Regions from separate parts of the Homo sapiens genome. Here all the other regions are linked to region 1. Evidence: chromatin contacts called from ENCODE Hi-C or POLR2A ChIA-PET data. All regions are on one chromosome and are shown on one strand. The core of a region is the stretch at or near the end of the contact, and the rest is flanking DNA. Distances in the headings are between cores, read along the strand shown. Region 1 overlaps ICA1 (islet cell autoantigen 1). Region 2 overlaps UMAD1 (UBAP1-MVB12-associated (UMA) domain containing 1). Region 3 overlaps UMAD1 (UBAP1-MVB12-associated (UMA) domain containing 1).

What was found. A loop is a pair of places that touch in the nucleus more often than their neighbours do. ChIA-PET counts read pairs that join two places held with the same protein, here RNA polymerase II (POLR2A). Pooled maps may share reads with other maps.
Region 2: a map with no recorded cell type shows a loop between it and region 1 (2.9-fold over the local background). The contact joins two enhancer-like sites. A Hi-C loop is called at or near these places in 8 of 37 single-sample maps with no recorded cell type and 8 of 50 pooled maps. POLR2A ChIA-PET finds 5 or more read pairs at or near these places in 1 of 52 experiments (WTC11).
Region 3: a pooled map shows a loop between it and region 1 (2.6-fold over the local background). The contact joins two enhancer-like sites. A Hi-C loop is called at or near these places in 1 of 168 maps with a recorded cell type or tissue (endothelial cell of umbilical vein) and 7 of 50 pooled maps. POLR2A ChIA-PET finds 5 or more read pairs at or near these places in 1 of 52 experiments (CD8-positive, alpha-beta memory T cell).

Annotation. Positions count from the first base shown.
Region 1 is chr7:8,188,930-8,191,981 of GRCh38, forward strand. The region is part of intron 6 of ICA1 (islet cell autoantigen 1); the gene reads right to left. Among named protein-coding and RNA genes, the nearest start is that of ICA1, 72 kb to the right of the region's middle. Within about 2 kb of position 1,627, at least 2 of the 41 ENCODE cell types and tissues checked have a DNase peak (open chromatin) inside an H3K27ac peak, as active enhancers do.
Region 2 is chr7:7,814,744-7,817,795 of GRCh38, forward strand. The region is part of intron 3 of UMAD1 (UBAP1-MVB12-associated (UMA) domain containing 1); the gene reads left to right. Among named protein-coding and RNA genes, the nearest start is that of RPA3, 98 kb to the left of the region's middle. RefSeq lists enhancers at 1,403-1,592, 2,461-2,550. Within about 2 kb of position 1,493, at least 3 of the 41 ENCODE cell types and tissues checked have a DNase peak (open chromatin) inside an H3K27ac peak, as active enhancers do.
Region 3 is chr7:7,855,652-7,858,703 of GRCh38, forward strand. All of the region lies in intron 3 of UMAD1 (UBAP1-MVB12-associated (UMA) domain containing 1), which reads left to right. Among named protein-coding and RNA genes, the nearest start is that of GLCCI1-DT, 110 kb to the right of the region's middle. Within about 2 kb of position 1,545, at least 4 of the 41 ENCODE cell types and tissues checked have a DNase peak (open chromatin) inside an H3K27ac peak, as active enhancers do.

The DNA.
Region 1 (3,052 bases), core at 377-2,876:
CTGTTAGGATGGTAGATGCAGAAGCTATGCTTCCCAGTGAACCAGATTTGATACCCTGGGAGAGGAGTCAATTAAAATAGAAATCAGGGGAGTGAGCCCGCGAGCCAACCCCTCTGCAAAGACTTCATCTGATTCAGACCCTCCTGAGCTTTTACAGAACCCAGTGCCCATTGCAATCATAGCACTTATGAACATTCACTTAAAGATCTGTCTCCCCAAGTAAACACTGCACCCTGTGAGTGCTGGGATCTGTATTATTTGACTGTATTCCCACCAAGCCCAGAGCCTGCACAAAGCATGTGCCCTGAGTAAAATGCCTCTGAATGAATAAAATGAGGGTAGAGCTTTGATCAATTGGGGTCATTATACTAGAAGGAGGCTTATAACTCATTTAGTACAATCCTATTGTCTTACAGATGATGTGATACACAGAGGTTAAAGGGCTTACTAAGGTCCTATGTTGGGTTTAGTGCTAGAGCTGGACCCAGAACCCAGAACACACAGGCGGATTCTTTCGCCTCCTCGCTCTGCTAGGGGCATGAAGACAGAAGACAGCCCCCACAGTCATTCTAACATTTGTTGGCTGGCTATTGGGAATGCAGAATACATTTTCCCATGGAGGCAGGTTTTTTCTTCTTCTTTTTTTTAAATGGTGGTTCGGTTCCCAGGCCAGGCCACAAAAGCCTATTTACCCCATAGCTGAGCTCAACTATAAAACCAGCGGTAGCTCTGAGGCCTCACTGAACCCCCAGCTCCGAGCCTGCAGTCCGAGGGGCAGGTGGGCAGCTGGCTCTGCAAGGGGGGTAGGCAGCGCTCCCTTGAGCAGACCAGGAGTGTGGGGAGGGGGCTGGGCAGGGGGGCTGGGCAGGGGGCCCAGGCAGCAGCTGCAGGAGCCTACAGCAGCCTCTGAATGCCTTGGTGGTTCTTAAGTGGATTGTTTGTAAGTTGGGAACTGTCTGTACTTAGAAAGGCGGATTTCAAGAGGTAGGGGATCCTATTTCACTTGAAGGCCCACAGTAATGAGGGTTCTTTATTCGTAATGAAGTAAGCCACTAATTGGAGGGACGGGCTCAGGAGGCCTGGTGGAATTTTGTACTCCTGGACCAGAACTGAGTAATATTATGCAGTAGCCTGGCAACCCTTTACTTTTGCACAAAATTCATATAAAAATCTACCATGAAGTGCCTGTCTGACATTCACTGTGTTTATTATTAATAATGATAATAACAGGGTAGCTTATACACAGCCTTAAGGCTAAGAAAGTAAATTGAATTCTCAGTTTCTTCCAGTTTTTTTTTTTTCCGCAGTCAGATTAGGAACATTTGGAAAGTCCTTACTCTCCGAGTGGGCTGAAACCTTTCATATTTACCCAGAGGAGACATGGCTGTAGTTTCTAAGGACTCATCCAAGAGATGATCTCTTTCCTTCCTCTGCCTCCTCAGAGAGGCAGAAACATTCCATAAACTCACAAATGTTGTAAAAGTAAATGTACAAAAAAATAATATTAATGGAACTGAAAACGTTACAGTAGAGAAATCAATTATAATAAGGTAATACAGTTAGCTCTTCTGGACTTAATGAAATGTGTTCAACTGCATTGGAATGTTCTGGTGCCCCCTGCAGGATTCTAACACCTCACAGAAATGGTTTAGTACCAATTCAGATGGCTTAGAAAACCCTACAGAGGCAATGTGTTTCTTTTCTCAGGTTCAAATCAACTTAACCTGGCTCAATCACATGCAGAGGGACAAAGCAGGAACTCAATCTAACATTTAAAAGGTTTTTAGCCACCATAAGTTTGTCATTAGAATGGAGGTTTTTGGATCAACAACAGAAACTATTTTTGGTTTGTGAAGTTTATAAATCTAACAGTGCAAAGTTCACGGTTACATGTGTGATCTCTCAATTTTTCTGGGCTGAGTGTTTAGGGAACAAGGAAGTTTGCTTCCATGAGCCTTGCTTTGACTTAGTGCAGAAAAATTAAACATTCTGGAAAGTTAAACATTTAGCTTCTAAATTTTTACTGCCCTGGAATTCCTCAGGAACATGACTCCAGTATGATAATGAACAAATGGTCATCAGAGTTGTTTATTCCATAGTTACAGGTCAGCAGATGTGAGGAACCATCGTCTGACTCCAATAAGCTTTTAAGATGATAGCTGTCCATCGTTCCTGCCCTCCACTTTATACGAGAGTAACTGAAATCACTATTTTGATGTATAATGTCCCTGCTATCATCTAGTCTTAGGTAATTTATCTGAAAGACATTGACCAGGTCTCACTGAATTTGCAAAGAATCATGCTGGCACATAATTCTAATTATATCACAATAGCTACAACATAAATACAGTATTGTAATATTGTACAGACAGTCCTGGATTTGCCATGGTTTGATTTATGATTGTTTGACTTAGAGTTTTTGACTTTGCCAAGATGCAAAAGCAACATGTATTCAGCAGAAACTGTACTTCAAGTACGCAAACAACCACTCTGTTTTTCATTGTCAGTACAGTGTTCAATAAATTACTGTGAAATATTAAGCACTGTAGTATAGTATAGGTTTTGTGTTAGATGATTTTGCCCCACTGTAGGCTAATGTAGGCATTCTGAAAACATTTAAGGTAGCCTGTGGTAAGCTATGCTGTTTGGTAGGTTTGGTGTATTAAATGCATTTCCGATTAGGATATTTTCAACTTGATGGGTTTACTGGGGCATAACTCCATTGTAAGTCAAGAAGCATCTGTATATATGTGTTATATAATACATATTGCCTATAGTAATATTACATATTATTATAATATTGTATAATATTATAACACAATATAAACCTCTACTAATGTCACTTTTTTCAGTGCCATTCCTTCTTTCATATACTGGATGTTTAATTTCTTAATTTGAACATTATAAAGAAACGTATTAAAATTCAAATCACAAAGACACTAAACATAATTCCAGACTTCTAGAAAAGTTGCAAGAATTCTTTGTATGCCTGGATACCCTTCACCCAGATTCCCAAAATGTTAATTCACCCAAACATTACTACATTTGTTTC
Region 2 (3,052 bases), core at 243-2,742, 370 kb before region 1:
GGGTTTGACTGCGAGAACGTGTGTGACATTGAGTACCTTCCTTAACCTGTCTCTCCCATGCCTCAGGTGGAGTATGGCAGTCAGCTACACACTTACCTCCAGTGCGATGTGATTTCTTCAGGGTCCTTATTGATTTGAAGATGCAGGTGAAAGGAGCCTCCTTTCCAGGTCATCAACCTTGCCAAGCTGCTTTCGGGCAGGGTGTACCGCAGGCATCTTGCAAGTCTCACTACTTGTCACATCAGCCACTTCATGGTCTCCCTTCTGTATACACTTTCAATCCTAGATATGCTTTTTAGATGGCTTACCAGTTGGATTTTTGATATCAGTATAGAGGATGTAGGACAAGTGCCTTTCTAACTTAGAGAGAAAGATTGTCTCGGGAGTGATGGTTCCTCACAGTGGCAGATTTTCATAACCCTTGCTGTAGTATGGATAGCTGTAAGAATGTGAACTGTATCAGACAGACTTGTAGCTCAGATCTTGGCTTTACCACTTATTGTACAGGGTTACTATAAGAATTTGGTGAGTCAATATGTAATATTTATTTGTATGTCTATATACACAGTATCTGATGTATACTAGATACTCAGTAAGTATTAGTTTCTTTTTAGATTGGAAGGAAATTATGGTTAATGCCTTAAAAATCATGCCAGAGTAGAGTAGAATTGATTAAATCATTTAGGAATTATGCTCAATTGAGAGTTACAGTAAAAGGCAGGGGTTTAATTTGGGGCTTAATTTTTCTCATGTGACAAGAAGTCTCATAGAAGGTAGTTAAAGTATTGATTCAGGAGCTCAGGAATGTTAAGACCAAAGTCCTATAGTTCCTCATAGTTGCAAGTTAGCTATTGCAGCTCCAGCCATCATATCTATTTTCCAGGAAGCAGGAAGGAGGAAGACAGCAAAGGGAGAATAAAACTGTGTCCAGAAACTTTTCAAAAAATCTCTAACAGTTTTACTGGCCATATTATAACATATGGCCACCCCTAGTGGCACGGGAGCCTGGTAAGGAGCCTACTTTAGCTTGGTACTTTGCTACTACCCCCAGAAAAATCAGGATTCTATTAAAGATGAAAGGAAGGATGAATATTGGGTAGGCTACAAGAGGTCTCTGACATAGATATCAACCTATTTTGCTTTTAGAAGGTTCATTTGTCCAACAATAGATATCAGTGGAGGTGGGGGAGGACAAATAGAGAGAAGCATTCATTAGTGATGCCTGGATTCTATTTAGGGCCACGAAGTCTTTGAGTAGTCATAGTGGGACAAGAAATAAAGAAGGACATTAATTTAAAAAAAAATCTTGGATAAGCTAAGCACAATGCTGGTAGGACCTTTACATGTATTAACTCATTAATTTTTACAGACGAGGTAGGCAATATTATCTATATATCTTATAGAGGAGGAAACCAAGGCTCAACAATACCCATTTCCCAAGGTCACAAAAAAAACAGTAACATTAATGGAACCGGAATTGAGACTTGCGCCTGACTAACCACAAAACCTATGCTTTGCATCGTGTTGTTTTCCTGTCTCCACTATATAAATAACGCTGCAGAAACCTGCTGTTTCACTTTGCTTCTCTTTTCCGTAGTGCCTTCTCCTGTGAGGTCCACAATAACTATATATTGACTTCAATGATTTGTGTGCAGAACTAAACTGAGTGTTCTATAAAAGATTGCTGCTGTTAGTTGCTGAAGGCTGTAGAGATGAGGCCGGGAGAGGAAGAAGTGGTGCTTCTCTCTTATCACCGCCACTCAGAGGTGGGAATGACTGCCTTGGGATATATGCCACCAGTGTCGGTAGCATTCAAGGACATTCTTTGGGACAAAGAGAATGTGGCAAAGCAGCAGTGACCAATCTGAGTGAGCCAAAGTCCAAAAGGAAAGCTGATAGAATGAGTTGGCATGGAGGTGTATCTTCTCAAGTCAGAAGCCTGGGAATTATCTTTGACTTCTTCCTCTTTCATTCTCAACCCAATTGATCACCAATCACTTTATTTCTACCTCCTCTGGCTACCTTGCTTATCTGTCCTTTCCTCTACCTCCCCACTGCAACTACAGTGGTTCTGGCCTTATCTTTCACATGGATTATTACAAAGAGTTTTTGTAATAGCCCTTAATGCCCAGTCCTACTTTCATTCAATCCATTCACCCACAAATCTGACCATGTAGTTGCCTTACTTGATGGCATCAGAGGCTCTTCAGCTGCCTGTAGGATAAAATCCAGTAATTTGTGTCTACTGTGCATATATGGTCCTTCGTGGTCTGGTCCTGCTCCTCTGTGTAAACGTTCAGGTCTGTTCTGTGTCACCATACAGAGTTTCTTACCATTTCTTGAGTATATTCCTTTCTCTTGAAGTTTGTGCAATTTCTGTCACTTCTCTGAAGAACTTTATCCCATACGTCTTGTGTTCACTGAGCAAATTCCTGTTCATCCTTCAAACCCCTGCTCAAATATCTTTCATCTTCAATGCCATTTAGTCTCCCCTCTGGTCCCTTAACACCTTGTACATCTGACCAGGAGTGCCATGAAGTGGGGATTCGGGTTGACTCATCATTGTTCCCTGTGCGTGGCATGCATCAGCCACTCAATAAATATTTAATGTTTGATGTGTGCAGGAACAGTCAGACTAGACAAAAGACAGAAGAACTTGTTATCTAAGTATTACTCTTAACCATGAAAAGCTCTAACTTTGGATAACCTCCTTACCTTTCGGTGCTAGAGTAATGGGAATATATTTGAAACATTACTTCATCTCTCCGAAGTGAATTATTCTCACCAGGTTCTTAACAGTTTCTGTTAGTTTTTCAGGTTATGTTTAATAATTCCCATGATACCAGCTGAATGATGATTCTAATTCTCAAATCCTAAAGTGACTCTTGCCTCTCTTGTCCAATTTAACCTGCCACATTGATTTTTTATTTGTTATGTATTATGACTTTCCTCAAAACTTGGTTGTATTTTGGATTTTCTTTTCTGTATCTCATCCGTTTTTGCATCCGTTCCTGACTAAAGACACATTTTCAATGGTACTTTTTACCTTTTA
Region 3 (3,052 bases), core at 295-2,794, 330 kb before region 1:
GGTGCGAAGCTCTCTGACATGCCCTGAAGACATTTTCCTCATTGTTGGGTATTTGCATTTGGCTTCTCATTACTTATGCAAGTTTCTGCAGAGGGTTTGAATTTTTCTCCAGAAAATGGGTTTTTATTTTCTACTGTATCATCTGGATGCATATTTTTCAAACTTTATGCTCTGCCACCTCTTGAATGCTTTGCTGCTTAGAAATATCTTCCGCCAGATACCCTACATCGTCTCTCAAGTTCGAAGTTCCACAGATCTCTAGGGCAAGGACAAAATGCTGCCAGTCTCTTTGCTAAAGCATAGCAGGAATGACCTTTACTCCAGTTCCCATCAAGTTTCTTATCTCCACCTGAGACCACTCACCCTGGACTTCATTGTCCATATCACCATCAGCATTTTGGTCAAAGCCATTCAACAAGTCTCTAGGAAGTTCCAGACTTTACTACGTCTTCTAGTCTTCTTCTGAGTCCTCCAAACTGTTCCAACCTCTGCCCATTACCCAATTCCAAAGTTGCTTCCACATTATCAGGTATCTTAAGCTATGCCCCACTACTTCAATACCAATTTATTGTATTAGTTTGTTCTCACATTGTTATAAGGAAATACCCGAGACTGCGTAATTAATAAAGAAAAGAGGTTTAATTGACTCACAGATCTGCATGGCTGGGAGGGCCTCAGGAAACTTACAGTCATGGTAGAAGGCACCTCCTCACAAGGCAGCAAGAGAGAGAATGAGTGCCAGCAGGGGAAATGCCAGATGCTTATAAAACCCTCAGATCTTGTGAGAACTTACTCACTATCACAAGAACAGCATGGGGAAAACCACCCCAATGATTCAATTACCTCCCACCAGGTCCCTCCCGCAACATATGGGGATTGTGGAGATTACAATTCAAGATGAGATTTTGGATGGCGACACCGCCAAACCGTATCATTGGGTGTGTTTTTTTTCTTTTTATGAAAGGGTATTGGATATTTTTCATATGTTTTTTTCTGAGCCTATTGAGTTGACCGTATGAGATGGTCATGTGGTTTTAATTTTTTATTCTATTGATGTGATATATTACATTAATTGAGCTTCCCTAAACTCAAGTAAGCCATACTAGGGGACAATACAAAGCTCATGCTACAGAAAAGCATATACTTTACATATATTGACCATACAGGTCTCTTTTCAAAAACAAATTAACTTTTGGGTATAAAAGGAAAACTGAAGGAATAGCATCAGTTGGGCACATTTTTGTGCAAGTCAGAATAGTTTTTATGTTTCCTTCTCACTGATCGTCTACTCAGAATTTAAAAAATTTTTCAACTTGTGATTTGCTTTACTTTTTATAGTTGATGATCCCAGGTATTTTCAATAATTTTTCAAGCAACCACCATAAAATTGTATTTTGGACTATATCACATTATTCGGTTTTTGTTTAGGTTTTAGTTCAAAGCAATTAAATAAATAGGAAGTAAAATATACACACGGGTCTTTTAAAAAATCAACTGTACTCTTTGAGCATGAAAGCACCACTCTTTTTTGCACTATTTTGGGCATAAATGCTGATGATGTACTTCCCCTTTTCTTCCACAGTTAAGGGTCCACCCGGGAGTTTACAACTATATTCAGTCCCGGAAATGTTCTCATTCTCTTTTCTAGCCTCTGATATAATCTCTTAGCATAATTGGTTCAGGAATCATGTTAAGTGGGCCCAGATCATGTGTTTCAGCCTGTTAAAGGCAAGGTATATTTTCATTTCCTGAGAACAGATTGCAGCCTAGGTCCCAACCATCTGGCACTTTCTTGCCATTGCTTGCCAAGTGCTATGGGCTAGAGAATGTGGGCAGTTGAATGCAGTCAGTCCCTGTTACTGGACAACTGACCACAGAGGACTTGTCTCAGGAAGAGTCGTCCTCATGAACACAGGACACTCTGTTGTGACTTTGAGTTCTTAAATTTCACTGGAATACATTTAGGTAAGGTAAACAGTTATTTTTAAAATGTATTATTCAGGGATCACAACAGTGCTTTTAGGGATTAAAATAGTCCAAACAGCCTGTAATTTCAGGGTGTCTAAGATCCACATAGAATTAGCATATCGAGCTGGATATAAAAATGACACATAATACAACAGCCAACAATGTTTTTCCCCCTCCAAAAAAATGGTGTCCTCCAGATTCCATCTGCTTTGTTTGTTTGTTTTGGGAGAAAACATAAGTATGATCATTAGAAAAGAATCTATAACCCTTTCTGAAAGAGAAGATAATCTTTGGTCTCTAGAAACAATAGCTTTGCATTTTAAAAGGCATGAAGTGAAATGTCCTTATACTCTGTTGGATTTGGGAAGCAGCATGAAATAGTGGTTAAGCTTATGACTCCAGAGTTAGACGGTGTGACTTCTCTGTACTTCAGTATTCCCCATCTGTTAAGTGGAGATTAAAATAGTACCTACCTCATAAAGGAAAAATTAAATTAGACTCAGGTAGAGAGCTTAAAACAGTGACTGGCAAGTAAGTGCTCATTCAGTGTGAACTGATAACGGTGGTAGTAGAAATAGGCACACTATCGGAAGCTTAAGACCGATTTGATGTAAAGTTAATGAAACGAAAATCAGTAACAGCTAATATAATTTATTTATTAGTATGTATCAGGGCTCGTATTTTAAACCACCTTATTTTTACCCTCAGGAGTGAACCATAAATTATTTAGTTTCTTCAGAGAATTCTGATTATCAACTCACCTGCAAAGAGGGCAGAGGAGGGAAAAACAAAAGCTCTGTTGGGCTGTAAGCATAGTTTCTATACACTTAAAAACACTTTGGGAAATTATAGCTGTTCACTTTTAGGTCACTTTGGCAGTTGAAACCATAGCAATGATTTCTAGAAGGCTAAAGGAAAATCTGGTACTGGGTTTTAAAAGTTGACTACCTAGAAACTTTGGTGAAATACGTAATCATCTGGGTCCTAGAGAGCTGTGTGATGTTGCTTCTTCCTCTCAGTCATTCCAGGCTTTTCTCTTCCCTAGTTCGGCCATCAGAAAAACCAGCCTGACCCATGGAAAAGT